2 separate regions of the Mus musculus genome follow, and region 1 is linked to region 2. A link is a loop called in an ENCODE intact Hi-C map of the cell type or tissue named here. Cell type or tissue: heart. All regions are shown on one strand. Links, peaks and the distances in the headings refer to the core of each region. The heading gives the core; the rest is flanking DNA. Region 1 overlaps Dapk1 (death associated protein kinase 1). Region 2 holds the start of Dapk1 (death associated protein kinase 1).

Region 1 (15,156 bases), core at 2,814-10,813, 51 kb before region 2:
CAATTGAACACAGGTTCTCCTGATGCACAGCTGGTCTTTCTCCAGCTGCAAGAATAAGTAGGAAAGACCTAGAGGAGAGGAGACAGACAGAGGCCCACCACCCTCTCTTTCTTGCCCCTCCTCCATCCCCTCTTCTCTGTTATCAGCTTGGTGGATGGTTTGCATTCTGGCAGGACTTTCCCTTGCCCGGCAGCAGTCATTAGAGGCTAGGGGAGCCAGCAGATGGCTTGCTCACAGCTAATTTGAGTACATATTCAAGACAATAATCAGCTACAGATTGACTTGGCACCCACCCCATGGGAGAAGAGAGACCAACAAGCACTACTTAAGCCCATGCTGTCCTCATGACTTTGTCCACAATTGCTTCACCAAGATACACAGTTCTAGTGTCATAATAGCTTGTTTTGAAAGAAACTCTCTATTTCATAAGCAGTCCATCTCCATCTTCAGTAAACTACCCACATGAACTCTGGAACGTTCCTCAGTGGGTTGTAAACTATCATTACTTGGCTTGCTTGATATTTTCCCATCCACTCAGGGAGTTAAATGTACAGGAATCCACTCATAATCTTTCCACACTGACCCCTAAAAGGACATGCCAACACCCATGGAAGTCCCCTGTATGACACAATGCAAGCCACCAGTCAGTGGTGGTCTCCGACAATGACTGAGCCCTTGGGGTCACTGCCTAGGAGACAGCAAACCATTATGAACACAAAGGGCAAAGCATTATCCCTTCTGCCTTTGGCTAGTGGCAGCTTTCCATGACTCTTGACATCTATAATAGCAAAGTATCTGCCTTGTGACTCTTTGGTTCTGTGTGGTGACAAAATGAAGCCAAGTCCTTACTTCAGCTGAGATGCAGGCCAAGCTTCTATCAAAGCCCTGGGTTGAGCTCCCTGGATTCAGATAGAGTATTCAATCACTGCCCCATTTCATTCTTGAAATATCTCACTGTGCATATCCACCTAGTCTGTTTCCTTTGAAATAAGAGACATCTACTGTCGCCAATGTCCTGACCTTATATAGTTGCACTTACGTCGGGACCTTGTCCTGTATTCTGTGACACTGAAGTCAAGGTTTGTTTCTGTAATTTTTTTTTGAGAGCCACAAAAGACCTAGGATACTGATACTGATCACACTGCTCATCCTTCGTGGAGATGCTGCTGTAAGTGTGTACCTCAGGAGAGCACTTCAGAGGACCAAAACTCCAGGGACTTCTCCAGCGCTAACAAATTCCATCTTCGGTTTTCACAAGCTGCCCCGAGTTCACATGGAGGAATCCAGAGAGTTCAGCGCAGCTCTGGGATATGCAGATATGCTGGTTGCTCCTCTTTCATTGGAACCAACAATGAAAGCCACTCAGACATAGAGACATAGACAGGGCTCAGCAAGATGCCTGGCAGGTGATAAAAAATCAGTATTTGTGGGGCTGGGGAGATGGCTCAGTGCTTAAGAGCACTGACTGTTCTCCCAGAGGACCTCATTTCAATCCCCAGCACCCACATGGTGGCTCACAACCATCTGTAATGGGATCTGATGCCCTCTTCTGGTGTGTCTGAAGACAGTGACAGTGTACTCATATACACTAAATAAATAAATAAAAAATAAATAAAAAATAAATAAATAAATAAATAAATAATCAGTATTTGCATGCAACTAGGAGCTAAGGGACACACATTCATACATTTACACACAATGAGATGCCCCAGCAAAGAATGTGTTGATTAGACTCATCCACAAGTCACTCGTCGGTACATGCCCCAGGACTGCTCACTTCTGGGATGATGTGCCTTCTCAAGACTGCGGATACTGCTGTCATCATTTTAAAATGCCTTGTGTCATTTAAAAACAAAACAAAAAATTCTTGGACAAATGGATGTATCTGGAGGATATCATCCTGACGGAGGTAACCCAATCACAAAAGAAGTCATTAGATATGCACTCACTGAGAAGTGGCTATTAGTTCAGAAACATAGAACACCCAAGATACAATTTGCAAAGCACAAGAAAATCAAGAAGAGGGAAGACCAATGGGTGGATACTTCATTCCTCCTTAGAATAGGGAACAAAGTACCCGTGAAAGGAGTTACAAAGTTTGGAGCTAAGACGAAAGGATGGACTATCCAGAGACTACCCCACCCGGGGATCCATCCCATAATCAGCCACCAAACCCAGACACTATTGCATATGCCAGAAAGATTTTGCTGAAAGGACCCTGTTATAGCTGTCTCATATGAGGCTATGCCAGTGCCTGGCAAATAAGGAAGTGGATGCTCACAGTCATCTATAAGATGGAACACAGGGTTCCCAATGGAGAAGCTAGAGAAAACACCCAAGGAGCTGAAGTGGTCTGCAACCCTATAGGTGGAACAACAATATGAACTAACTAGTATCCCCAGAGCTCATATCTCTAGCTCATATGTAGCAGAAGATGGCCTAGTCAGCCACCATTGGGAAGAGAGGCCCCTTGGTATTACAAACTTTAAATGCCCCAGTACAGGGGAATGCCAGGGCCAAGAAGCAGGAGTGGGTGGGTAGGGAGGGGATCAGGGCGAGGGAGGGTATAGGGAACTTTCAGGATAGCATTTGAAATGTATATAAAGAAAATATCTAATATAAATAAATAAATAAATAAATAAATAAATATCTTTTTTAAAAACCAGAGTGGTACACACTTCAAATCCCAGCACTCAGGAGGCAGAGAGGCAGATGTGTGAGTTCCAGGCCAGTTTGGCCTACATAAGTAGTTCCAGGCCAACCTGGGCTATATAAGTAGTTCCAGCCTAGCCTGGGCTACAGAATGGGACATTGTCTCAAAAATTAAAATGATTTAAGAGGAGAGAATAGAAAGCTAATGACTCATAGAGAAGAGCTTCTGCTCTGAGGTTCCGGCCCGCCGCAGCTCACCTTCCATTCTCGAACCTTCACTCTGGATCACATCATTGGTCAGGTGGGAAGCAGAGGAGTTTATGGAGGTCAGCACTCAGCTTACGTTCCATCAGAAAGCAAAGACGGTCAGCATGTCTGAGAAGAACCCTCTTTAAGTCATTCTTCATTCTTAAGAGGCAGCAAACGGCTTTTACTTTGCAACAGCAGCTAACTGGCTTCCAAATTTGGATGGCTGACGCGCCATTACTGCATGAGCTAGGCTTAGCGGGATCTGTAATTTCCCCCCTGGACACTGCCTGAGATGCAGCAGAAGGGCAAGGTGTAAGACACGATCACGTCCTCCAGGGTACAGGACAAGATCAATCACTCCAGGTTACAAGGCAAACCCCCACTCACTCACCAACCTCCAGGCTATAGGGACAAGCTCAAATTCTCCAAGGCAAATCTCTATAGATGGCAAATTTAGCCCCTCCAGGGTTGGGTGTAGTCATGTGACTTTTTTGTATACATGTATATTCATATTCCCCCATGTGTGTGTGTGTGTGTGTGTGTGTGTGTGTGTTAAGGTTGGTGATGGTTCCATACAAAAACTTCAAAAGCCAGTTCTTTCTTCACTTAGTCTTCCTGGCTCACTAATAGGATTTCCAGTGGGACTTCCAATGGCTTTAATCCTAGACTTGGGACTTTAGACATAAGGGCTGTTTGTACCAGTGGCATGATTCTGCCACTGATATAGTTATATAAAAATGTAACTAAAGTGAACGGACACCTAATCTTCAGCTTCTACGCTAGCAGGCAGGAGAGCATCTTTTAACAAGATGGCGCCCGGTTTTATGTCTTTTTAAATGGTAGTAAATACACACTCCATGCTTCCATAATCACTTTTCCTTCTATTTCCTTGCTTGCCTTAGGTGCGAGAAGTCACATAAAATCCTTTTGTCACAGCAAGCTGTCAGAAGGTCCTGGAGTATGTAAGGCAGACCACCATGACACACCAAGTTCTTCACCTTCCATGAGCCTTCCAACTGACTCAGTTAAACAGCACTGCCAGGTCTAGTCCTCAGTTGGGGTCATTCCTCGGCTATCCATGTTAACAAGTTATTACAGTCCTGTTCCACAGGAGGAACTTCCTAGGGACTCTAGAAACCCTGGACTCCTACCCCAGGCTCATGCCTGGCCCAAGTCCCATGGCACTCGGTGTCAAGACACCTACTCTCCCCCCGGAACGAAACCTCTGACTCTTTGCCTTCCATCTGAGGTCTCCAGGGCCCGATCTCCACGGCACTGTGAGCTTTATTCTCTCTGGCCCTACAGCTAGGAGCATGTCCCCAAAAGCCTCCAGAGTCCATGACCTCATCTGAGAGGGGCTCAGAAACCTACACTGGCCCCTCTGACCTCACTGTGCCATCCCAGCAGGATCCTCCTGCCGCTCCTCCAGTTTCTGAGGAGCCAGGTGGACATCAGCCCCCACATCCCCTGAGCCCCTTCCCCTCACAACAGTGGGAAAAGAGAAGGATATGGCCTTGGGGACTATCAGAGCCATCTGTGACAGTGTGCATAGATGAGATTTTGTCTGGGAAGAATTTATATGTTACAGGCTTGCTGATAGGCTAAGACCACAAAGGGATGGGGCTAGATGGGGGCTGGGAGGTTCCGTGGCAAGTGTCCTGAGAGGGACAGATGATAAAATAAGTCTTGTAGGACCTTGAGTTAGTTCTTGTAAGTTGTTACCAATGAGACCAAATTCACTCTCTGGGTAGCCCTGAGGGTGCCCTGCAACCCTGCCTGACAGACCCGCTGGTGACCTGAGGTGGCCAAAGGGACAGGAATGTGCCTTTTGCCCAATGTGTGTCCACGTCTCTTTCCTGGCTCATGCTGAGGCATGGTGAGGTGCTGGGATTCTTAGTGACATCCTAAGGCTCGGCTGAAACCCAGAGGAGCCTGGGCTTCCAGGGTTAAGAGCCACAATGCCAACGAGGGAGGGAGGGAGGGAAGGAGGGGGGGGAAGGGAGAGGAAGGAGGGAGAGAGGGAGGAAGGAAAAGAAAGAGGGGGAGGAGGGAAGGAGGAAGGGGAGGGAAGGAGGGAGATAGACAGATAGATGAGACAGATAGACAGACAGACAGAGATGAAATTAATAAATTGAGGAAGCTGGAAGGGCACCCAGATAGCTATCCATGGGTGGACTAGATTAGAGCAGCAGAGGCGGGAAACTGCTGGCAGGAGTTCACCCCATGGCTGAGCCTGATAATGTCACCCTATTGAAACAAATAGGCCACAGAAACAGGCACCTTACGATTTCAGATGAGGAAGCACAAAGGAGAACAGCAGCCATCACAGGTTGGAGGGAAATCTGTTCGATGGAGTTTCCAAATTAGTTAGCCTTTAATAGTTTCTCCAAGACAAAGTTGTATGTACGTGAGTTGTACGTATGTGAACATATTCCACACCACTGAAATGCATACTCAGAATGTTTAAGGTGGTGAACTTTAAAGCTAGGTGATATGGCACCACAATTAAACACAAAAATAGAGCTGGGCATGTTGAATGGAAGAATACCTACTTACCATGAGCACACAGGTGCACACACACTCACACACACACACGCTCATGTATACACACACACACATCCACATGCACACACACATACACACACATGCACACACGCCCACACACAAAACATATACACATGCTCATGTATACACACACACATCCACACATGCACACTCATGCATACATATACACACACATGCTCACACACATGCATATGCACACACACCCACAAACATGCACACACACATACACATATGCTCATGTATACATGCACACACATCCACACATGCACACTCACACATACATATACACACACATGCTCACACACATGCATATGCACACACACGTACACTCACACATGTGCACATGCTCACACACAAACATGCACACACATGCTCATGTATATACATACACACATACACACATACACATGCACACATACATCCACACACATGCTCACACACATGCACACTCACACAGATGCACACACATGCACGCTCACACACATACATACACACACATGCACACACGCTCATGCACACACACATGTATTTTAGAAGATATGAGGGGAAAGAAGGGAAGAGTTGAGACCTCCAGTTGAGCAGGGCAGAGAAACAGCAAAGCTCAGAGGCAGGAAAAACAGGCCTCACTCTGAGGCAGGCATTTGAGCCAAGTCACACAGAGTCTCTTCATGGGACTTCAGGCCTCAAGCCAGGGCCTCTCAAACCCCAGAACAGCAGACATCTGACTGCCTACTGGTCTAGATTCAAAGCAGCCCTGGAGTGGCACTCCTTCTGTGGAGATTGCCATGATGTTCACACCACCAGAGCAGCCAGGTGTCCCACAGGGCTCGGCAATCCTCAACCTTTTCAGTCACTCTGACCAAGTGCAAGGCTTCAGGCACTGAGGTCACCTCTGTGGGGTGCTAGAGAGTACTGAGACAGCCCACAGTGTAGACCTGTCAGAGACTATGGGAGTCACCCGCCATAGCAGGGCTCCTGGATTGAACCTTAAAAAATAAAAATGAAACTCATTTTCTCAGGGGCTCTGGCCACATTTCATATTTGGCACAGCCACCTGGATTAGCAGGCACAAGGAACTAAGTCTCTAACTTCAGAACACTCTGCATACAGTCATGCTATCACAGCCATCCTATCTGGTATATTCACTTCCTTCCCACTGCTCCATCCTGCCTCTTGATAGAAAAAGGCCCGACTGGGTACCAGACAGACTCCCTGTGCCTTGCTCTCTTCTCTGGAAAAACAAAGGAGGTAAGATGAACACTCCACTCACCAGGGTCCAACTTGGGGACTTTTCAACTCGACGCTGGTGCAAAAGTGACCTACATTCAAAAGAATCCTTACCTCAGCTGCATGTGGTAACACATGCCTATAATCTTAGCACTCGCGAGGCTAAGGCTTGTTCTGAGCTCAAGGCCAGTTCGTGTAAACGGCAAGAACTTGGTGGGAGTGGAGGACCAGACCAGACCTTCCTTCAAATTCCAAATATTTAATTTTTGTCTCTTCCTGAACGATCAGTGTGCCATTTGAAGCCCTCTCTCCACACCGCATGGCAGCAGAAAGCCTACGTGACCAGTGTGCTATGTGGCTGAGCTAGACCAGACATCTACTAGCTTCGATGAAATCGGTACATTTTTCACTTGAGACCTCAGCTAACTGGGTTGTAACCTCATAAGGGGAACGGCATCAAATCACCACCTTGTTCAGAGAGCAAGTGAATCAGACTGGACAGCACCAACTTCAGGCTGGCAGCCTGGTTCTCAGAGCTGGCTATTATTTAGTAGAGAGAAGGGAAGAGGGTCTGTTCATTGCTATATGCAGAAAATCGTAATTAACCCAGGCCTTCTTGAAGAGGGGACCCTGTACCACCTTCAGTTCCCCAAGTATGAAAAATTTTCAATGAACAGCTAAAATGAGTGTGAATCCATGAGTCCCCCACTAGGCAGAGGTGCTGCGGCCAGGGTCTGTACAGTCTGGTTTAGCCTCTCCTCCTGCCAATCAGGAGTCCATTCACAGGCAGCAAGGCACCACACAGAGAAGGCCCCAACTGACCCTCCCACCACATGGCTCTCACAGGCCCCTCCATGAGGCATGAAGGGGTTCATGAAGGAACCCACCGCCCTGTCAAAAGAAATCCTTTCAATTACAGACCCTTCTCTGCAATTACCTTGAGGTATTTACACAGGAGAAAACCAGGGACCAGCTAATATCTAGGGATCATCCATTTCCACATGAATGTTTGCATGGGAGGTCTTCTCACGGCTCAGGTATCTTTCTGTACACATGTATGTGTCTCTCTGTGTGTACATACATATTCGTGGGAAGCACATTATCAATTATCCACTCTCTTCTAGGTCCACCCATTGGTTTGTAGATTCCCCCCCCCCTTGACTTTTGCAATGCCGCCCTGCTCATGCCAAAAGAATTTAATCTGCTGTGTCTAGCATCTTCCCGTGATGCCTCAGGGAAAGCAACTGACAGGCCGAGATAGGTGGACATTGTGTAGAAAAGACAGCAGTCACTTTGAGGTTCTGCAAGCTTCAAGGGAAGCCATCTGCCATCTTGAATAAGCTCTCAAAGGCTGGGGAGAGGTGAAAGAACTGCCAGCAGTGACCGTCAGAGCTCTGGGCTCTTCCTCACGGTTTTGACAATTGAAAATAAAATGTAAGATCCACTGTGGTTGAGTCAACAAGGGAAAGACTTGAAGCATCACTAGCTACTTACCCAAGAAAAGACACGCCTGGCTACCAAACGAGAACTGTCAACATCCAAGACACTTGTCTTCTGTCAAAAGCCTTCTCAATGAGTAATGCTTCCAATGAGGGGATGGGGACTCTGCTGCAGAGAGAGAGAAACCACCCAAAGACTGTCCTAACAAAGGGCAAAATTACATCAGTTTAGTTTAATGGTCTCAATAGGCTTCCTTTCAGATTGCAATCAAGCAGCGTAAAACGTTCTGAGGAGCCGGCAGAAGAGCGAGGTTCAGGAAAGTAGGATCAGCAGTGCGAAAGCAGAAAGATCATTCCAAAGGGAACAGAGAATAAGTGATCAGTCAGGATTGAGTTTTGCAGATAGCTTTTCTGGGCAAGCATCTTGGGAGCTGTACATATAGATGGAGATGTGGAGGCCAGAGAGAACCCCGCTACTCTGGCAACATTCACAGTCAGCCCTTTTCTTTAAAGCGGTGTCTCTGGATGGCCTGGAGTTCCACAGGGAGGCTTGCCAGTGATCCCTAGGGATCCCCCTGTCTCTGGCACCCTGGGACTGTATTACAAGGGTGGCTACCATGGCTCTTTGACATGGGTTCCTGGGAAACCCATGTCAGGTCCTCATTGGGTGTTTACAAAGCAATCACTTAGCCCATTGAATGCATCCCTGGCCCCTGGCTACCTCCTTCATGTGTTTAAAAAGCAAAAGCATCACTGTAAAGATGACAGACACTAATGTGTTTGCAACATTTGCTTGTCTTCCCTCTCTCTGATCCTGATTTGCCCAAAGGTCAGACAAACAGCCTCCGTTTAGAATTTAGTTGATGAACACTGGTGCAAATGACTACATTTTTGTTTTCAGCCTGGTCCAATTGGGGACCCAGTAGAGGCTCCTTTCAGAAAGATGGCCTGTGAGTGTTATAAAACAATCTCCAAGACTTTCTGGAGAGAAAAAAGCTTCCGAGATTCAGTATCAACTTGAAGCTCCAACTTCTTAATCTGTATGACTTCCAAGAAGATGGTACAACCTTATTTGGAAGAGCAAGGAAGACAGAGCATATAGGAACCCAGAACAAGGTAGAGAAGCCAGAAACGCAGGTTCTCCTCAGGCTCAACCACACTCTGAGCTCCCAGACTTCTCAAATGACTCTTGCCTGTCCTTGGGCAGATGTGAGACTACCAGAATCTTTCACTCTGAGCAACACCTCCAAGACCAGAGGCTTGATAAACACAGAACCAACAAAGTCACTGAGTTCCAGTCACCACATCAGCCCCTGCCCACTGCCCCCGTCCCCTGCAAGACAGCCAGGAAGAGAAGCAAGATTTCCTCTTCTCCATGCTCGAGAAGATAGGAGCCTCTGAAGCGCAAGCAAAAGCTGCAGGCGAACCACCCACCCAGACCCCAATTCCATAGGACGTCACTCCATAGGACCTGCCCCTCACACAAAACTGAACAAAGGACCCTCCAAGCCTGGCTTTCCACAAACATAAGGAAAATTATTTCTTAATACCTTATTGAGAACAAGGCAAGGAAAAGCCACCCCCATTATCTCTTCAAGAACAACTCAGGTCCAGGAAGGTAACTCATCAATGAAGTACCTACCACCCAAGTATAAGGAGCACACATAAGGTGCCAGTCCTAGCACAGAATTAGGATACTAGCCAGTCTAGACAAATGTGAAAACTTTGGTTTCAGTAAGAAGCCCTGTCTCAAACTTAAAATGAAGAGCAATCGAAGAAGAGAACCCAACATTGCTCTCTGGCCCCCATGCATACTTGGGTGCATACACCCATTCAAATAAAGAAACGGCTGGAAGTTCGCAGAGAGACACACTGTTACAGATACAGAAGTATGAAATTGAGGCCAGCCTGGGTCACACAGCAAGTCTGAAGCCAACTTGAGCTACGTATTGAGACTCTTGTTTCAAAGTCAGAATGACAATGGAGTGATAGAAAAGGGGCTGATCTTCACCAATGTGCCTCGGTTTCCTAATCTGTAAAATCGGTATGTCTGAGCTCACCTCACAGGGTTAGAGTGAAGAGGCACAAGATCACAACCCCCACCCCATATGTGCTCAGGCACTGGGGTTCCCGAGAATAGACCGTCCACCCCAGACGCTTTCAATCTCAGAGCCCTGCATCATGAAGGAGTCCTGGAGTAGGAACTGAGAACTCAGACAAAGAACACTTCCTCTGTGGTAATTAGGATGTCCCCATTCATCCCTGCAGCTTCTTTCATAATGTCTCATTTTCCCATTTGTCTTTTAGAGCAAAACAATACCCGGCGGCAACACGAACCGGTGACGGCCTCCACTGCTTTAAGTAATAATTTCCCCAAACACTGTTGAATCATATTGATTTGGAACGCGCCCACCTTTTAGCTAGCCAGCAATTGTTCATAGTGTGCATTTGCAGAGGTGCCCTCTTGATTTAACAGTAAATAATATTAAGACACATCTTATTGTTTTGTGGGCTTTTAGAGATGAGAGGTGGTTTTTCAATTATATGAGGGTAAGGTTTTTGCTGTTGCTGTTAATCGTATTTGCAGAAGAGTAACAGGCAGCCCTAGCTCTGTTTTCTCTCTTGTCTGTATATGGGAAAGGAGAAAGAAAAGCCAAGGAAAGGCAGATGTGTTACTTTACGAGGTTTAGATTAGGCTCAGCCTCAGTTCTTCATCCTGCTTAGGAATGGGTTCTGCTGCATCAGTGGCCTCTCAGCACAGCTGGACCAGGATCTAGGTCTTGTGGGATGGTGAGCTTTTTACAGATGTGCAAACTCCCTTTGATGAGAAAGGGATATTGAGTAACCCACACACCCCTAAATCATCCCTGTGTGACTTGGGTGCATGCAGACGGCTCTTGCCATCAGTTTTGTGGACTCCGTGGGTCACCCGATTGGCCTCTCTGCAGCCCAACAAGCACCCTGGCTCCCAGACCTCCCAGAATCCCCAGAACCAATACCTTTACATCATCAAGTCTGACCAGAGCTGTGGCCAGGAACTTGCCACCAGCAGGGTTCCTCCTTAAAGACCTCCTGGAGCACAAGTGAAGTCAGGACAAGAAACCTTGTCATTTTCTAATATCTGAGGGGTTAACCAGAAGCCTGGACAGGACATAGCACTGGCCTTGGTGTATTCTCCAGATGTAACTAACCAGACAGAGGTCATCTGAACGCACGGTGCTCTTTTGGGGAGTCTAGGCAAAATGAAGATCCAGACTGTCCCAGGAGGCCTCCTGACCGCAGTGGCAATCAGTATACCCCTGCTGATGGGTCCATGTGCACACCCTGCTGATGGGTCCATGGGCACACCCTGCTGATGGATCCAAGGGCACACCCAGCTGATGGAGCCAAGGGCACACCCTGCTGATGGATCCAAGAACACAATCCCTCAGTCTTGGGTAGTAGGGCTTCGCTCGGGACAGGGTTGGGGATTCCCGAGGGTGATCCCCTCCATATTCTCACCACAGTCACCATTATGCTCAAGGTAAATTTTGGTGAAACTGATTACTGAGGTCCTGGAGATGGAACAGTAGCTCATCCATGCCAGTCCAACACTCCATCACTTTGCTGGACCTTCCAGCCCCTGAATATTCTAGAAGCAATGAAGATGACATGGATTTTGTATTGCATTTTATTTCAGCTGCTGCTTCTAATATGTCCCTAGTCTTTAATGATTGCTATCGCGCCAAAATAATAATTCTTCAGGACATTGCAGGAGGCAAGAACAATGGCCTTTCTGTAAACCACAGTCAGTAATGCGAATCTTTAAGAGCACAGCCCAAGTTTAGAGCACTCTAGGAACAAGTTCTTTTGCTGGGTGTGGTGGTGCATACCTATCGCCCCAGCACAAGAGAGAGCTGAGGCAAGAGGCTCAGGAGCTAAGAGGTCCTCAAAAGAGAGGAAGGAAGAGGAGTGGGGAGGAGCGAAAGAGAGAAAAGGGGAGGAAGGAGGGAGGGAGGCAAGGAGGGAAAGGAAAGCAGGAAAATCTTAGAAATTATTGAAAACATAATCAAATGCAACTTCCCAGGGCTCCGTTATTCAGAAGTTCCCCGTGCACACGGCTACTCAGATGAAAATAAATACACTGCCAATGTGATGCATTGGAATGTGACTTTCGTTTGTTTGTTTCTTTGTTTTTTCGAGACAGGGTTTCTCCGTGTAGCCCTGGCTGTCCTGGAACTCACTTTGTAGACCAGGCTGGCCTCGAACTCAGAAATCCGCCTGCCTCTGCCTCCCAAGTGCTGGGATAAAAGGTGTGCGCCACCGCGCCCGGCGACTTTCTTTTTTTAAACTCAGTTTTTATTTATTTTTTAGTTGTATATGTGAGTGTGTATATGCCTCGGTGTGTGTGTATGCTTCTGTGTGTGCGTGTCTGTGTGTAGAATATGTGTACATGACTGGATGTGTATGATTTTATGTGTGTACCTATGTGCTTGTGTTTGTGTGTGTTGGAGGATATCTGTGTCTGTGTGTCAATGTGTGTGTGTATGTGCCTCTGTGTGTGTTTATGTGTTTGTATGTGTCTGAGGCTGTGTCTGGGGAGTGTGAATGTGTGTATATGTGTGTGTATGCCTGTGTGTATATATATATGTATGTATATGTGTCTTGTGAGGTGTTGTGTCTGCGTGTGTTTGTGTGTGTGTGTGTGTGTGTGTGTGTGTGTGTGTCCATGAAAACCAAAAGAGGTTGTCAGATCCTTCTTGAGCTCAGGTAGTTATGAGGCACCCAACATGAGTATTGGGTGTTGGAAACCAAAGCTTGGGACTTCTGCCAAAACAGTGTGTGATCTTGACTGCTGAACCATCTCTCTAGCCTCTCTAGGCATCCCTGTAGCTTGCAGGGTTTCCAGCAGGGAGAAACTGATGGGTACTTTCCACCTCTAGCACCTCCCCGCCTTCCAGTAGCAATGAAGCTTCCACTGAGCACCAGCCATACTTCTCCACCTTCTGTGACTCGAGCATGTGGTGTCTTCAGTCAGAGCATCGCACCACCAAGTTACAGAGGATGACAAACATCAACGGCCATAACCTGTAATGGATGGAGGATCTATGGGCCAACAACTCAGAACGATGGATCCCATTAGATATCATCTATTCTTGGTACTGAGGTTTTATTTTGTAGTATATGGTTGTCTAGTTTGGGTATTGTCTCTCCATTTTAGAGTACCTCCATTTAGATTCTCAGGTATATGAATGGATCAGGAAATAATCATCCTGAATGAGATGACCCAGACCCAGAAAGAAGAACATTGCATGGTCTCTCATATATGGTTATTAGTCTTTAAGCATGTATCGTAGAGGTGGGGTAAGCGGTAAGGAGCCATTAGAGGCGTGGCCAAGGGGAGGAGATCTTTCAAGAAAAGGGAAATAAAATGTAAAGTTATATAGAAGGAAGGGGAGATGGAGCATGAACAATTAAAGTGGGTAGAGGTTGGGAGGAAATATGGTGAGGGTTAGATAATACTAAAGTCCTATTACAAATGACATATGTAGACCTATTACCATAGAGGCTTCCTAAAATATATATGCACATAAATATAAGCAACTTTAAAGGTAAAGTCTTTTTCTTTTTTCTTTCTTTCTTTTCTTTTTTTTTTTTTTTTTTTTTTGGTTTTTCAAGACAGGGTTTCTCTGTGTAGCCTTGGCTGTCCTAGAACTCACTTTGTAGACCAGGCTGGCCTCGAACTCAGAAATCCACCTGCCTCTGCTTCCCAAGTGCTGGGATTAAAGGTGTGCGCCACCACGCCTGGCTTAAAGTCTTTTTTCTTAAAGACACAATCTCATCTAGAAAGCTAACCCAGGCTGGTTTAGGTTTCTCATGCCTCTCAGCCCCTCTTGTACTGGGATCACAGGCCTGTTCCATCACATCTGACTCTGGGATAGGATTCAACTACACTCAAAGAAACTTTCTAACTCTTAAGCCAGAGTTTGCTTAATATGCAGGGAAGTTTCCCAATCTGATTCCTTCTTTTCATTCCACTGAGCATGTCAAGGAACCTACAGGGGTGTTCTTCAAGTCCTTTCCTGGTCATGAATTCTATATCTCATTCTTTCTCCTCTTCTTTGTATCCTTGCTACTCTGAACAATGGAAGATTAAAAAGAGGTATGTGTGTGTGTGTGTGTGTGTGTGTGTGTGTGTGTGTGTGTGTGTGTGTGTGATGTATAGTGCTAAGTGCTAAGACTCTATCAAATGGGACAGATAGGGTCTCCATTTTTCATGGGACTCATAGTTAGTTGGAAGATCATATAAACTGATAATCAGTGGCAGTATCATTAAATTAACTATATTTAATACAATTACTAATCATAGTGGCTAAAATGCACAAAATGTCAGCTAAGCGTCAGAGTCGGAGGTTGTGCCGATCAAAAAGACTTCCAGTCATTCAGTTCCTCACTGTGACATGTAAAAGTCAACACAACAAACGCTCCACAAAAGAGATGAGTCAAAGGGTAAAGCACTTGTGACACTAGCTCAAGGACTTGAGTGCAAATCCCCAGAACCCACATAAAACACAGCAGCACACATCTATAACCTCAGTCCTCCTACAGCAAAAGGGAAGGCTGACATAGAAAGCTTGCGGACCAGCTAAGCTGGTGTACTCAGTAGTATTCAACAAAGAAATCCTGTGTCAAGCAAGGCTGAAGGCAGAGACTGACAAACAAGGTTGTCCTCTGATCTCTATGCCCTGTGTGTATCCATAATGATACAGAGGAACATGTCGGTGCACACGTGCACAAAAGAAAACAGTCTGTCCAGTAGGATTTTGTGGGTCCCTTGCCTAGCTGTCCTGTTGCAACCTAATATCAGTAATATACAGGAGCAAGATTTCATCTTTCCCAAATTAGCTTTAAAATCAGACTGAGACGGTAGAATGGCAGCTGTTATGGGTTTGCAGCCATGGCGCTGAGCTGGTGCTCTGTGTGGAGTTTCATTTTAGGTGCATGATACAGTCCTGGGGAAGGAGGATGGCAACAACTACACAAC
Region 2 (15,156 bases), core at 3,154-11,153:
TTCTGCTACCCCGAAAGGAAGGAAGGAAGGAAGGAAGAAAGGAAGGAAGGAAGGAAGGAAGGAAGGAAGGAAGGAAGGAAGGAAGGAAGGAAGAGATAAATAAATAGTGGAAAAATAACTCAACCATGGAAATCTGTCCATTCTTGCAAGTGAGATATAGACACTATGCGTGACCCTTTTCCAAAATGAACTGGACCCTGAGTGTTTAGGATTGGTGGTTTGTTTTTTTTTCTTTTTATGGTCGCTATTGGTTTTTTCTTCTTTTCAGATTTTAAAAGACTTACATATCCATAAACAGAAGAAACGCAAGTTTAAACATAAAATTCACCTGTTTTCTTCACACCTTTCCCAAACAGCCTGAGGTAATGGGATGGTGCATGCAGCAGGTACACACAAGGGTGTGAGCCTGCCTAAGCTATTGCGGAGGTCAGAGGAGGACACTGGCTGTCCGCTCCATCAGTGTCTCTCACTAAGTTGGAACTAAGCCAGCAAGCCCCGAGATCCTCTCCCCCTCCCCCCTGTCCAGCACTGGAGTGGCAGGACCTTTTGTTTTTCCTAAGAAAGATGAAATTCAGGGAAGGTTATTAGTATATTGTTATTTAAACCATATTAGTAGGAGAACAGAAAATCAAATGCCACACTTTCTTCCCTCCATCTTCTCCTAACTCCCCACTTAAAGGAATGCACTTAGAATATCCAGAAAGGGACATGACAACTTGTTACTAATAACACACTGCTGTGGAATCCCCATCGAAGCCAAGGGGAGATAGATACACTTTGCTCTGCTGAGATATCCCAGGAAAATCAAAGCAAGTTCATTCATGTCACCTTCCCAATAAAATCCCAAATGACCACACACTAGGTTTGAGCTACAATGACCATGAAACAAAAAACCGTGGATCACTGAGTAGGAGGACCCAGGGGACAGAGACCAGAGTCTTCCACACTACAGTACTAAGAAGTTAAACTATAACCTACGAGTTTTATCAAGTTTACAAAATGCTAACAATTAACTTGGGGACTTGACTAAACAGTATGTACACATGTGCTGGTGCCACGGGTAACTGCAGAGAACAACTGACAAGGAAACCGTAAAATGGTTGGAGCAGGCTTAGAGCCGAGGTAGCACACACGTTCAGAAGGACCAGAGCAGTATGGCCAGCGTTGGCAGGCTTCTATAGAATGGAAACTGTTGCAGTTTGACTGCAACATCCCCCACAGACTGAAGAACTTTTAGGAGGTGGGGCCTAACTGAAGAAAGTAGTCATGAGGGGTGGGGCTTCAGAGGCTGCACATAGCCAGACCAGCCCATAGCTGCAGCAGAGACCTCTGCTTCCTATCCAGAGCTACCTGAACAAGCCTACTGAGCTTTCCCACTGCTGTACAGTGACAGTCCTGACATGGAGGAGGGGAGGTGAAACCATGAACCGAAAAAAAAAAAAAAAAAAAAAAAAAAAAAACCCTTCCCTGTTGTCATCAAGTTATTCTGTCCCAGGAAGACCAAGATAATCCATGCATTCAACTATACTCTACATTGTGTCAACTGGAGTGCCAAACGTGTAGAGGTGTCCAAGATACTGCTTTCAAATACCAATTTGATTTAACTCTGGGAAAGAGGAGGGATCACCACAGGGTAAACCTAATAAAACAATAGGTCAAGCCTGGGCCAGGTCCTCAGATGATCTTGTCACCTTCTAACCAGCGTCTTGAGGAAATTGCTGTGACTAAACGCTGAACAGAAGAGAGATGCTGACCACCAGGCTTCCCCCAGGCCACAGTCTCTGAGGCCTCTGGTGGCCTAATGGCAAGGGAAGCCACCCGACTCCTGTCAGCACACACTTTCTTTTCTCTCCTGATCAGAAATGCATTTCCGAAGCATCATGCTTAGGTTGGGTACACACAACAGTTGGCTAGGAATTAAGGATACGTTTCTCTGCTGAGTCAGTCAATAAATATAACCTTGATTTAGTCTGCCTGCACCCCAAAACCCCAACACACCATCTGAGGAGATACCCTGCAGTCAATTTTCTGTCTTTCCACCCTGTTGCCCCACCACCACCACCTCTCCCCATAGGACCTAGAGGGAAACAGTCCATGCCTTCAGGGAGTGACAAGTCCTGGGAGGCAGGGGACATGGAGCAAAAGACAATGAATGTCCCCTCAGCTAGTAAAATATGCAGTGAGCGTCCTCTCCGCATCACAGTTCTCTCCGTTTTCCTGGGGCATGTCAACACAACTGACCCTGACCTATCAGGTTCCTAGAAGCAAGGTAAAAAAACAAGCCCAGCGTGGAAGAGCATGCGCGCAGGCCCAGGAAGTCAGCTCCAACCCCCTCCGCTACTGGCTCTGCTACCGGCCACCCTGAACCTAAGTTCAGGCCCAGGGCCAGAACACAAACTTTCCATCACCAAATTGCTCTCCCTAATAAATACCACCAGCCTCATGCCTGCCTTCCCACTGCCTTCTCACAATTTCTCACTTTCAATTAAAACGCCTATGGATTTTATGCCAAACGGGGCAGGCCATAAATCTGAATTATAAGCTTCTAAACGCCATCCAAGCCGATGTGAAATATTTAATGCTCCACTCCATTTGTTGTCCTTTAAACTGATCTCACTTCTGGAAGTTTGGGCAGCTATGCTCCTTGCTGTTGGGTGGTAGAGAATGCAAATGTGAAGGTTTCAGTTCCATGAGCTTCGACATCTTCAATGGCTGTCCTCATCACGGTCCCTGATTACTGAAGGCCCATATCTATACTTCTCCTAAGGACCCATTCAGTCGATTGCCACACATTCGCTGAGCACCCACTAAGCACCATCCATCTAATTCAGCACTATAAACGAGAACATGATGAGAAAGTTTAAGGTTGTCACTACCTGGGAGATCAAGCAGACTATTACTGTGCAGGGTGGCAGCCGCCATAATACAGAAATACAGGTTATTGAATTAATAATATTAGGCAGTGACTATGTGTCATAAATCCAGGGCCACTGTCTCAAATTCACCCAAGGCCATATAACTGTCGATGTCCAAAACAGGGCACCAAGGCTTTAACGGCTGCAATTACCATCTATACCTGAAGTCCACTCTCTTCTGCTGCCCCGGTAGCTCTGATACATTGGCCTTGTGTCTTCAGCACACCACACAGCCTCTAGAGAAAGAACCACAGGAATGGACACGGGACCACAGAGCATACCAAGAAGGAGCTCTCAAGCAAGCAGCAAGCTGCAAGGATCGTGATGGACACTAATATAAAACCCTGGGAGCTGTAGACAAGTCATCTATCTGGCTTCTGTAACCATGAAGTGGCCGCAGAGATGCCTCACGGCTGTGGAGGACTTGCTGTGTAATTCAGGCGGCTGGAAGTTCAAATCCCAGCACTCATACAAGCCAAGCATCTCACACACGCCTACAATTCACTCCAGCTCCGAAGAGAAAAGTGGGGAAAGGGAAATAGTTAAGGCTTGCTGACTGCTAGCTTCCCTAAGAAAATGTGAGCCCCAGGTTCAGGGAAAGAACCTGCTTTAAAGGACTAGGTAGAGACTAAAAAAGAAAGGCATTCTGGACTCTACACATGTGCACATGTGAGCACACCTGCACACACACACACACACACACACACACACACACACACACAACTCTGTTGAAAGTTATCAGAGTTACTAAGGAAGTGGGCTTCGGTAAGACCAAGTAAGATCAGACCATGAAACAGGAGATAGGGCCAGTCCCTCAGCAAAGCAGGAGACAAGGAGGTACTCAGAAAACTCAAAGGCCAAGCACAGTGATGGCCAAGAGTTTAACCAAGGCCATTGGTGGGCAAGCCAGCAAGTAGCTGCCCAAAGTCCCAGCTGAGAAAAGATGCCAGGGTACACTGGGCTATTAAAACACCCTAAGCGTAACAGTCCTGAAAGGTGCTCTCATTAGACCTCATCTTGGGGAGCAGTGTATTCCATGGAAGGAGCACCATGGTCAGCTTCTCAGGAGAGGGCAAGAAATGCCAGACAGCCTCTTTGAGTTAGTGGTGAAGGGCTCCAAAATCTAAAGAGAATGTCCCCTACACACACACACACACACACACACACACACACACACACACACTTCTGCTTGGAGGACAGAGCTCTAGCCCAGAGCTGCAGTAATCTGAATCAGAGAAACCAAAGACAGTCAGCTGCCAAAAAGGTCTCCACCAGGACCCTTCGCACACAGCAGGCCCCCTCTTCAAACTGGGAAACAGATGAGACTTCCTCATAGATCCACGGAGTCATCAGCCTGTCTCAGACATGGACCCATCCTGGTCAGGGCTACAGATCAGAATCTGTTCTGGATCGGACCTTCTAAATTGTCTCCACCACTTAAATGACTTTCAGGTTCTCTGAAATAAGTACTGGGACTATCAGTTATGACCTGGAAGGCCACAAAGCCACCAAAATGCAAAGTTGGGTTTTGGTGTCGCCTATTTGTCTGGTGGTTGATCTCATCTGTCACTCCCTGACAAAAACTCTCGGGTAGTATTAAAGTTCTTAGCAGTCAACAAGAAGTTCTACAGTCTGGGGGCACTAACAGATACAGGCACACGCATTCAAAAGCCACACCCTCTCGGTTTCTCCAAGTTAAATAACAATAGTGTGTTCTACTTCCTTAAAATTCATCCTTTCTCTTCCAGATAAGCATTTTTGGGGTCCAATTATGTGATGAACAGCTATATTTAAGGATCACTAAAGAGACCTAGGTGGGGCTCTGTGGTTGAGGGTGTGTTGCTCTTCTAGAGGACACATGTTCAATACCCAGCACTCACACCAGGTTTCTCACAACTGCCTACAATGCCATCTTGGAAAGATCCAATACCCTCTTCTAGGGTCTATCGGCACCTGTAGTTATGCAGCAGACAGAGGCTCATAAATAAACTAAAGTTTGAAACTCTGAATGCTAGTCCACTTAAAGCTCTCCTTAGCAGTTCACAGCTCAGAGCTTAGCATCACCCTGTGCGATGGTTTGTATATGCTTGGCCCAGGGAGTAGCACTATTAGAAGGTGTAGCCCTGTTGGAGTGGGTATATCACCATGGGTGTGGGCTATAAGACCCTCACCCTAGCTGCCTGGAGGTCAGTCTTCCCTTAGAAGTCTTCAGATAAAGATATAGAACTCTCAAGCTCCTCCTGCACCATGCTTGCCTGAAGGCTGCCATGTTCCTGCCTTGATGATAATGGACTGAACCTCGGAACCTGTAAGGCAGCCCTAATTAAATGTTGTCATTTGTAAGAGTTGCCTTGGTCATGGTGTCTGTTCACAGCAGTAAAACCCTAACTAAGACAACCCCGCATTCAGGCCACATACCTGTCTCTTTCCATTTCTCTGCCTGTGAGCCCCTCCCTCCACTCCCAGTCTTCCAGAGACATATGACATCACTCGTGCCGCATCTTCTCTGCCCGTGCCCCTCCCATCAGAGCTTCTTTGGCAGAAGTGATGATGTCCAAGACAGGATAAAACCACAGGTTGTGGGACATCCTTAGAAAAAGCCAACCTTTACCTGCTTCACATTTTGGCAAAATCAAGAGCAGCTATCACAATAGCTGTGCATTTTCTTTCTTAAAAATCCCAACTCCCAGTTACTCCAGAACACCTCTTCAAGATTCCTAGGTCGCATGAATTATTAAACAAACAACTCATCAATTAGTCTTTCATGGAGAATAGTTAGACACAGAAGCATAGACAAGAGCCAAAATCAGAGAGAAACATTAGTGACAAATGAGCGAACCGCCATCCCTGTCATTACAAGCTCGAAGTGAAGATCAAAAATCCACTTGCTAACCACAGGGACGCCCCACCCCCTCCCCTTTCTCTTAATCCATGGAAGAAGGATTTTAAGGGAAACAAAGTCGATGAATTTCATTCATAAAGCAATCAGCTCACCTAATTTTTTTCCCATCCCTTTTCGCAAGATCATTTCTAGAATGTGTTAACCTCACAGAAATGGTATCAAACCCTTTTTTCCCCACCCTTTTTTATTTTCTAAACACCCCCCACCCCCTCCACACACACATATTCATCTTGCTATAAACCATAGAAGGAGAGTGGCTGAATTCCAGTTAAATCAAGTATTTCAACCGCACACTCAACCTCAGTCTTCTCCATACCCACGAAATGTGATCTTTCAGAACCCTGCCTTTTATTTACTTACTAAGATTTAAGATAATAGTATTGTCTTCCTCTGCACAGGCTCCACCGATGCCTCCAGGCTACACTGAACTTACACACATCCTGTACAGTAACTCTTTAGACCTCTCTCTTTCCTGGGCTGTCTGGATTATTACAAAGTTTTGGTTAGATATCTTTCAAAATCCTATTAGGTAATAGGTCTTCCCCCCCACCCCCACCCCCACCCCTTTTCAGTTCCCTGCCCATGAATTAAAAAAGAAGCTTGGTATGAGGCCATGGGGTATATATGGAAAAATACAAACTTCAATACACACTCTGTGTGAGTAATTGCAAGTACGTTTGTTTATAAGCCCGTTTGCCTGCTTCTGTCACAATGCCAATACACAAATTTCACAAGACAAATTTTAAATCTAGGTATGAACACTGGGCTCTCTGCGCACACAGCAGAGATCAATACACTCGGTGGGCTAATGGATACCCAGCACTCGTCAAGGGCTCCCAGTGAAATCTTCTTTGTGCACCTAGACACTGACACACTCTGCTCAGCATCGCACCCCCCACAGCGTGTTGGTACGCTCTGAATCTAGACAGCCGCCATAAATGACACCGAAGCCACCACTAACCAAGCCGGGAATTAAATTCCTGGTTGGAAGAAGTTTCAAAATCCAAGGCCAACATCTGGCAAGTTCCACGCCTGCCTACCAATCCTGGCTGGTGTTGCACTGAAAATTAGCACAAGGGGAGAGAATTGTTTAAGTGCCCATTAATTAACTTGTACGCCGCTTAAAACACACATGGGTGGTCCCTCCAGTTGCAGTTAGAATCTTTGCGTTTGCCTCATTGTCTCAAAAGGGTGAAGGCTGACAGGAGTTAGTAGTGCACACAATGAAGTCTGTTCTTATCCAGGGATTCTGACCATACCCTGTGCACAGTAACTGCACTGTGGGTTGCCTCTCCACCCCTCAGATCAGGCAGTTTATTCATGGTCCCTGGCTTTAGCTGGTTAGGCACCGGTTCCTCTGCTATCCGCCCATCTCAGAGAAGGGCCAGTCAGGGACATGCCCGGTTTAAGCAGCATCTGTTTATCGCGCAGTGCCCCCCACCACACACACACCGCGCGCTTCCGTCACCCCTTCCTGGTACCTGCCCAGTTCCTCGCCGGTGTCGTAGTAGTCGTCCACGTTTTCCTGCCTGAACACAGTCATGATAGACTGTCACGCCTCACCAAAGCCCAGGCCACTCCGGCTCCGCGGCCCGAACCATCCCCACCGCCGCCTCGCTGCTGCGAGCCCCTCATGCACCAAGCCGCAGACCTCTGAAAGACATGGGGAGAAGAATGAGACGGTAAACTCTAAAAAATCGGGGTCCCAGGGGCTGGGTCCCGATCTCGAGGCCTCCCGCGGGCAGGGGCCACGCGCCCTTTGTTAAGTCTAGGCTGGGGGACCCCCACACCCCGCATTGCCGCGCCCCAGCCCCGTGCCTGCGGTTCCCGGGCTCCTGCCTCCGCCTCCGGACAACGTGGGGACAGCTCGGGGAAGGGACACAAAGCGCCCTGCCCCGCCACCTGTTCCCCCGCCCGGCGCCCCGGCCGCCCTCCCGCTCCTCCCACTGCCTGCGGCGGCCACTCACCCGGTCCCGCAGCTGTCGCTTCGTGCGCCCTGAGCCCCGCGGCGGGTCCAGGTCCCCGGCAGCTCCGAGCGGCCTCCGCTCCTTGCGTCGGGCGCAGCTCGGCCCCGCGGGGACGCAGCCACCACCTCCTCCGCGCCCTCCTCCTCCGCTGCGCTCGCGGCTCCTCCCGGTCCGCGCTCCCGCCCCGCCGCGCGCACCCCGCACACACCCACTCGCCCGCACCGAGCGCGCGCCCCACCTGTGACTCGGCGCCCGGCTGCCCTCTGCCGCCCGCTTCGAAGAAGCCGGAGGCTTTCGTCCTCTCAGAGTGTGAACCCAAGGATCCGTGTGGGCCAGGCGACGTGCTCCGTGCCTGGAAAACCACAAAAAAAAAAAAAAAAAAAAAAAAAAAAATAGAGCAGAAATCAATAAAGTCCTGCCCCGGAGGCGCCCACACCCCGATGGAAACGATAGCAAACAAATAGCTTATAAATGAGGTCGCTCTGTTCTTCTGTGTTGACAACAAAAACCGAGAGAGGACAGCAGGGGCCTCATCAGAGGGGGCGTCTCCCGCCGCTTGTTTTGAGCTGAGATGTCTGAGATCCAGGGAGAAAAAGGTTGAACTATCACAGGCTGTCAGTACTGTGGTTGCTCAACTGAAACACAGCGAGTCCAGCTTGAGCTGTATTAAGCTTTCAATACACACCAGACACTGTTTAAGACTGTGTTAAAAAAAAAAAAAAAAAAAAAAAAAGAACGAAAATCGCCGTATGTGTGTCTTTATATTAGCTACATGTCAAAATGATGGTGCTTTGGACCTATCGGGTTAAATAAAACTTTATTAAAATAGTTACACTCGCTTTGTTTTGTTTGCTTGTTTGTTTTACAGTCAGAACAGTAGCCATTTACCTTGCATTGGATTGCTGAGGACTGGCCAGTCTGCGCAGACACTCTGGGTCCACCCGTGAAACCATTATGTCTCTCTCCCCGTGCTCCTGACTTAATAAAGTTCCTAAAGGGGATTCTATCCTGCTGCCTAGAATCGCCAAGGTTCATCCGTGAACCTGCCAAGAGTTCATATCCACACCACTGCTCAAACTCTCCATTCAACAGATATTTTCAACCGTGGAGGCTTGGGCCTAAAAGAACAAAGAGAAGCAAAAGAATGTATCAGATCCTAATCTTAACTCCGTCTCCAGCTAGGAGTGGTAGCACACACCTGTAATTCCAGCACATGGGTGAAGAAAACAGGAAGATCAGGAGCTTAAGGCCAGCCTCAGCTGTAGGAAAAGTTGAAGGTGAGGCTGGAGTACGCATCTCCAAACAAACACAAACAGCAAAAAGGTATTCCTAACGGCCCAAGGAAAGAGTCCAGCGGGCACGATAGAAGAAGGAGATTAGAATGTGCCACTGGCCTAAGTGCTAAGATGGAGAGTCAATACAAGAAGATCTTGAGAATTGACAAATACAATAAAAATAACAACAGCAACCAAAAACAACAACAACCAAATAAATAGAAGGGTGATTTACTTGGGAAGCATGCAAATAAATACATCTGCCAAAAAAAAAGAAGAAGAAGAAAGAAAGAAAAACACGGCGTAACTTATTTTCCAAGGCCACTGAAAGGGCTGGATCTACTCAGGGGCATTAGGGCTGATCAGAAGACATTTTTCTGGTGTCACGAAGAAGTAGGATGGAATTGAGAATTATAAATTTTCATCTAATATTCATGAGCCCATCTAGCAGCTGAACCGGCTTGGAGGTCTCACTCACTGGGATCTGCACTGACTCAGGCAAATCTTTTCGAAGCAGCAATTGTGATAGTTTAAAACAATGTCTTAGCGGGGAGTGGCGGTGCACGCCTTTAATCCCAGCACTCGGGAGGCAGAGGCAGGCAGATCTCTGAGTTCGAGGCCAGCCAGGTCTATAGAGTTCCAGAACAGCCAGGGCTACACAGAGAAACCCTGTCTTGTAAAACTGGAAAAAAAAAAAAAAGTCTTTAATTCCTTGGTTTTCCTAAGACAATCTGGGGTAGCCACACTGGGTGGTTTCTTCCCAATATTAGCTCCTCCCCGGGCTCCATACTCTATGGCCTCTCAGTGTCTCCTAGAACTACACAGTAAAGTCAGAGATCAGAGGAGCTAAGGAGATGCCCTAACCCTTGGGCACACCCACCCACCCACCCATCCTGCCACCAGACAGTTAACGGCTTCTAGCTCAAGTCCTGTGAAGTCATTATCGTAGGGTGATTTTTTTTATACAGCACTCTATCACCATATAAGAAAAATGTGAGAAGCTAAAGGAATTAGAAAAAGCTAAAGGAAACGTAACTTTGAAAACACACCAAGTCAAGGCTGGAGAAATTATTCTCTCAAATGAATCTTTACACAATTACATAAACTAGCTGTTTCCAGTTTAGGGTTAACTTTCTTAGCCTCAGTTTTATCACCCACAAAATGGGGACAAAAGCAAGTGAGATGGCTTAGCAGGTAAAGGAGCTTGCCACACAAGCCTGACAAGCTGAGTTTGATCCCCAGAAGCCACAGTGCAAAGACAGAAGTGATCACAGAAACGTGTCTTCTGAATAACACACAGACACACACACACACACAGATACATACACACAACACAATATGAACAAAATAAAGAAAATAATGAGCCAGGCAGTGGTGGCGCACGCCTTTAGTCCTAGCACTTGGGAGGCAGAGGCAGGTGGATTTCTGAGTTCGAGGCCAGCCTGGTCTACAGACTGAGTTCCAGGACAGTCAGGGTTACACAGAGAAACCCTGTCTAGAAAAACCAGAGAGAGAGAGAGAGAGAGAGAGAGAGAGAGAGAGAGAGAGAGAGAGAGAGAGAATAATGCACATGGGAACAAAGTACATTTTCATCCCCTAAGCAAATCTAAAGAGATAGAGATAATCTGTATAAAAGAGTGGTTCATTATGTAATACATCAGAATATTTAGCATTGATTTTGTGTAATGTTCTAAGCCAAAACAACTCCAAGGGACACATCTCATTCATAGAAGACAAGAACCCATGTGTTAGGAGATTCAAGCCACAAAGGACATCCACACAAATGATTGATTATAATACATATTAAGGGCTATGGCAATCGTGGAGGTCGACTTTAAACCACAGGATAAATTTCAGGCTAATATTTCATAGCTTCATTAGTCTGAGTAAACCAACTTGCTATAAAAACCTCAGAGATCACAGAGATTTATCGCATTAAAGAGTCACTTCTTGTTTGCAGGGAGTTGGGAAAGGACTAAGCTCCATTGAAATGACCCAGTCATGTCCCATCTGATGGATTTATTGCATCCTTATGTGGTCCTTTATGTGGCGGTTGAAAACAGAGAATGTGCAGCAGGATGTCCCAGAAGTTTCTTAGATTTGTAATTAAGGCTTACATTTCTTTCTTTTTTAATTAGCAAGATGGTGTCAGATCAAAGAAAGACACTTTCAGGTGAGTTTTTCATAATATTACTTTGGTCTTAACAAAAACGGACATTTTTTTAAAGGTCTATTTTTTTATGCATATGAGTGTCTTACCTACACACATTATGTGCACCATGTGTATTCCCGGTGCCTGTGGAGACACTAGGCAAGCAGAAGGCACAGGATTCCATGCAACTGGAGGTACAGGTGGTTGTGAGACAAGATGAAGTAAACCTTAGTCCTCTGGGAAGAGCAGCCAAAGTGCCAAACCACTAAGCTGTCTCTCCAGCACCAAGAGTGGATCTTTTAAAAAGCTACCACGCAGAATACTTCAGCACCTAGGTTCATTGTTAAAAGTGCTTTCCTTGGAACTGGAGAGACCATTGGGCAGTTAAGAGGGCTTGCTGCTGCTATTCCAGAGGACCCTAACTCACTTCCCAGAACCCATATCAGGCCGCTCACGACTACCTTGTAACTCCAGTTCCAGGGTATCCAATGCCCCACTGTGGTTTCCACAGACTGGGAGGTGTGTGTGAGTGTGTGGAGGGTGTGGGTGTTGGGGGGCACACTAGCACAGGCTGGGAAGTGTGGGCTCTATCACAGGCTGGGGGGTGGGGGGAGCTATTACAAACTGGGAGGTGGGAGGGCTAGAGAGTTTCATTGGAGAGGTAGCTCAGTGAAGCGATGATGGCTCACAGTCTGGAGAGGCCAATGTGAACAAACATATAACTATGCTAAATATAACCCTACCACACCACACCTCACATTGCCATTCTAGCTTTCCCCACCCTTACAGCTGGTCTGCAAGACTGTTTTAGTCTTTCCTTATCCTCCAGTCATGACCACTCTGGACTCACCCAAATGTCTCCCTCTGACTATGCTCTCCCTCATTTAACAAACTTTCTCCTCTGCCATACCTAGACTCAGTCATGCTCTCCTTTTTATTTTTATTTTACAGCAGAGAGGGCTGGGGGATGGGAGGAGTTCAGGGCTGTAAGGAAGCTGGCGTTTAGTGAGACCTTTCAAAGCTGAAGAATGAGAAGAACAGAATGGTCGATGACGGTGACAGAAGGACGGGCAGAAAGTCACAGGCAAGCAGGGTCTGGACAAGAAATGACTCCGAGGATTAGGACTGTGATCCTCGCTCGGGCTTCTTTAAGGTACCAGATCCCAGGTAGTGCTGGAGCTTTCCAATTTGAATTTGAAGAAGGTTACTAGAGACAAATCAGGAGAGGCTTTCAAATGACAGAAATCTCAGACGCTGGTCCTTTCCTGCCTAGAGAAAGGGATTCTCAGCTTGAAGCTTGGTTTCAAGTCTCCACTCACCTGCCTGATCTTCTCTTCCTGGGTATCTGTGAGGCCAGGGTGAAGGCCCTATGGGCTTTTGCCTGCTGTCTTTCTCTGCTCCCCCTTCCTCTCACTCAAGTTTCCGATTCTGATTTATTATTGAAGTGAAATCCAGAAGTGAGCACTCAGCCTTACACCCTCATCAGAACCGATGTGCCGATCATACTCACATGTACAACTGGAACTTACATCCCTATTGATTTAGTGAAGAGAATTGGGTTTTTTTGCCCCCACTGAGTCTACTTTTTCTCCTCTGTGGTGACTAATGGTCCTCTTTAAAGCCATCCGACCTCACACCATCGATTTCTAGTTATTTTCCTTTCAGCAGAAATTATGGTTAAAATATTTTCAGTCCACATCGAAATCTCTCTCCTTTTTTTTTTTTTTTTTTGAGGATGGGTATTAAATATTGCAGGAGACCCAATCACAATGAAAGCCTCTGGGTGTCCTGGCACGGTTCAACAGCTAAAAGCCTCCTTACTCAAGCCGGTGACATGATTTATGGTCCCATTCACGAAGCATCAGTTGGATTTATAGAAGCATCACTTTAAAAAAAAAAAAAAAAAAGACAAACTCGCCATGAATTTTCCCCAAAAAACTCTTGTCAGCTGGAAGATTTGTAGGGAAAGTAAAACCTGTTGACATTGTGGACCTATTTAATGCCTCGTGCCCATACTGGAAACTCTGTTCACATACCTGTGATGACGCTCCTGCTTCGGCTCACGGAGACTGCGTGCAAACACGCGCATACATGTTTAACGCGTGTGCTGCTGTTTGTTTTGAAGTTTGAATGCTTTTGCTATTTCTCTCATCTCTTTTTTTTTGGGGGGGGGGGTGTTGGGTTTTTTTTTGAGACAGGGTTTCTCTGTGTAGCCCTGGCTGTTCTGGAACTCACTCTGTAGACCAGGCTGGCCTCAAACTCAGAAATCCGCCTGCCTCTGCCTCCCAAGTGCTGGGATTAAAAGCGTGCGCCACCATGCCCGGCTCATTTCTCTCATCTCTAAGTAAAATTTCATGATGATATTTTGTGAGGTCATGCCCAGAAGCATATCCCTCAGGGATGAGGAGCCGGCACTGGATGCTCCTGAGAGGGAGGACCACCGACCACTCCTGAGAGGGAGGACCACAGACCTCTTCTGAAGGCAGCTACTCCTTTAACTTCTTCCTGCGTCACATGAAACCAGGTCATGGAGGCTAATCTCTATGAAGCCAAATTAGGAAGAGCAGCTAGACTCTACATGTCACCTGGTGCCTTATATTGTTGACAGGCAGGTATGGATTCACACACAATGCGATGTCACTGTATCAAAAGTTCTAGTGAAGAGTAGTAGTATGGAAAAGCCTGGTGATGCACACCTAAAATCACTATACATGGAAGGCGGAGTCAGGAAGATTTCGAGTCTGGGTCCATCTTGGCTATCTGGTGATTCAAGGCCAGAGACATCGTGAGACGTAAAGACATGAATAACTAAATAAACACGTAAACATAGGAAAGGAATACTGTGCTGTATAAAATAGACACTACCCGTGATTCAGTGTTGGCCTTAAGAGTTTGGAAGCTGTCTTCCAACTTCTTGGAAGAGTTTGGAAGTTCTTGGCATGGGCCAGTTACTGAATATCTGTCCAAGAATGTGTGACCTAATTTGCCTTTCTTAGGAAAGTTCTCCATAGCAGGGAGTCTTTCAGATTCCTTAATATCGCTTAGGAAGCGTTGCACCAAGTGTCTGCTGTTTACAGCAATGGTTGTTGGACAAGATGTATTCTTTTGACCAAAACATAAACAAAATATCTCAATTGCTTTCATTGTTCCTCCCTCAGTTTAGTTACAAATGCTTATTATTAAATATAATAAAGCTACCATGGTAACTGGAGAGATGGCTCAGTGTTTAAGAGCACTGGCTGCTCTTCCACACGACCTGGCTTCAATTCCCAGCAACTAGAAGATAACTATCAACTGTAACCGTAGTTACAGGGGATCTAATGCTGTCTTCTAGCCTCCGTGGCCACCAGGCACGCACGCACTGTGTACACATGTGCATCTGGGAAAGCACACATTTACATAAAATAAATTTTAGAATTTTAAAGGTCCTCCAAAAAGAATAAACCATGACCTTTCTCAGGTCATCTGAAAAATCCGATTATAATTGCCTGAGGCTGATAACAAAGCTCAAACAGACTGAGCTGTCCCAATAGAAATGAGCCAGTGGGACAGGCACCCTGAATCACTACCACGTGGTGTAACAAGCATCCCAGAATGTCCATCTACATCTGAAGGAATAGAGGATGCCACACCCTGGGTCCATTGGGGTTCTGATGCTGGGTGTTCCAGAACACATGAGACAGTTGGCACAAGAGGAAAAGCTTCAGTAAAAGACACTGATAAAAAAACTTACCCACCCACACTGATGACTTTTACGACACAAAATGCAGGAAGATTTGTTCTCAGCCTTTCTTTGAACATAGAGTTGAGTCATAAAAGTTTACTTAGTACTTAGACCAGCATCTTTTTTTTTTTTTTTTTTTTTTGGTTTTTCAAGACAGGGTTGTTTCTCTGTATAGCCTTGGCTGTCCTGGAACTCACTCTGTAGACCAGGCTGGCCTCAAAC

What was found. Peaks named below come from ENCODE experiments on the same cell type or tissue, not always from the same donor. Only the 100,000 strongest peaks of a DNase experiment are listed, where the experiment ranks them.
Region 1: it touches region 2 in a loop (5-fold over the local background); 4 of 42 quality-filtered maps call a loop at or near these places.

What each region holds. Positions count from the first base shown.
Region 1 is chr13:60,645,398-60,660,553 of GRCm38, reverse strand. The region is part of intron 2 of Dapk1 (death associated protein kinase 1); the gene reads right to left. Among named protein-coding and RNA genes, the nearest start is that of Gm35540, 33 kb to the left of the region's middle. In heart, for the core only: a CTCF peak has its summit at 6,356; a DNase peak (open chromatin) is centred at 6,233; H3K27ac peaks cover 380 bases.
Region 2 is chr13:60,594,739-60,609,894 of GRCm38, reverse strand. It overlaps Dapk1 (death associated protein kinase 1), which reads right to left and starts at 7,948. Exons shown (of 26, transcript NM_029653.3): 1 at 7,785-7,948; 2 at 7,299-7,470. The coding sequence starts at 7,360. In heart, for the core only: a CTCF peak has its summit at 8,048 (motif pointing left); DNase peaks (open chromatin) are centred at 7,304 and 7,984; H3K4me3 peaks cover 2,394 bases; H3K27ac peaks cover 1,846 bases; H3K27me3 peaks cover 257 bases.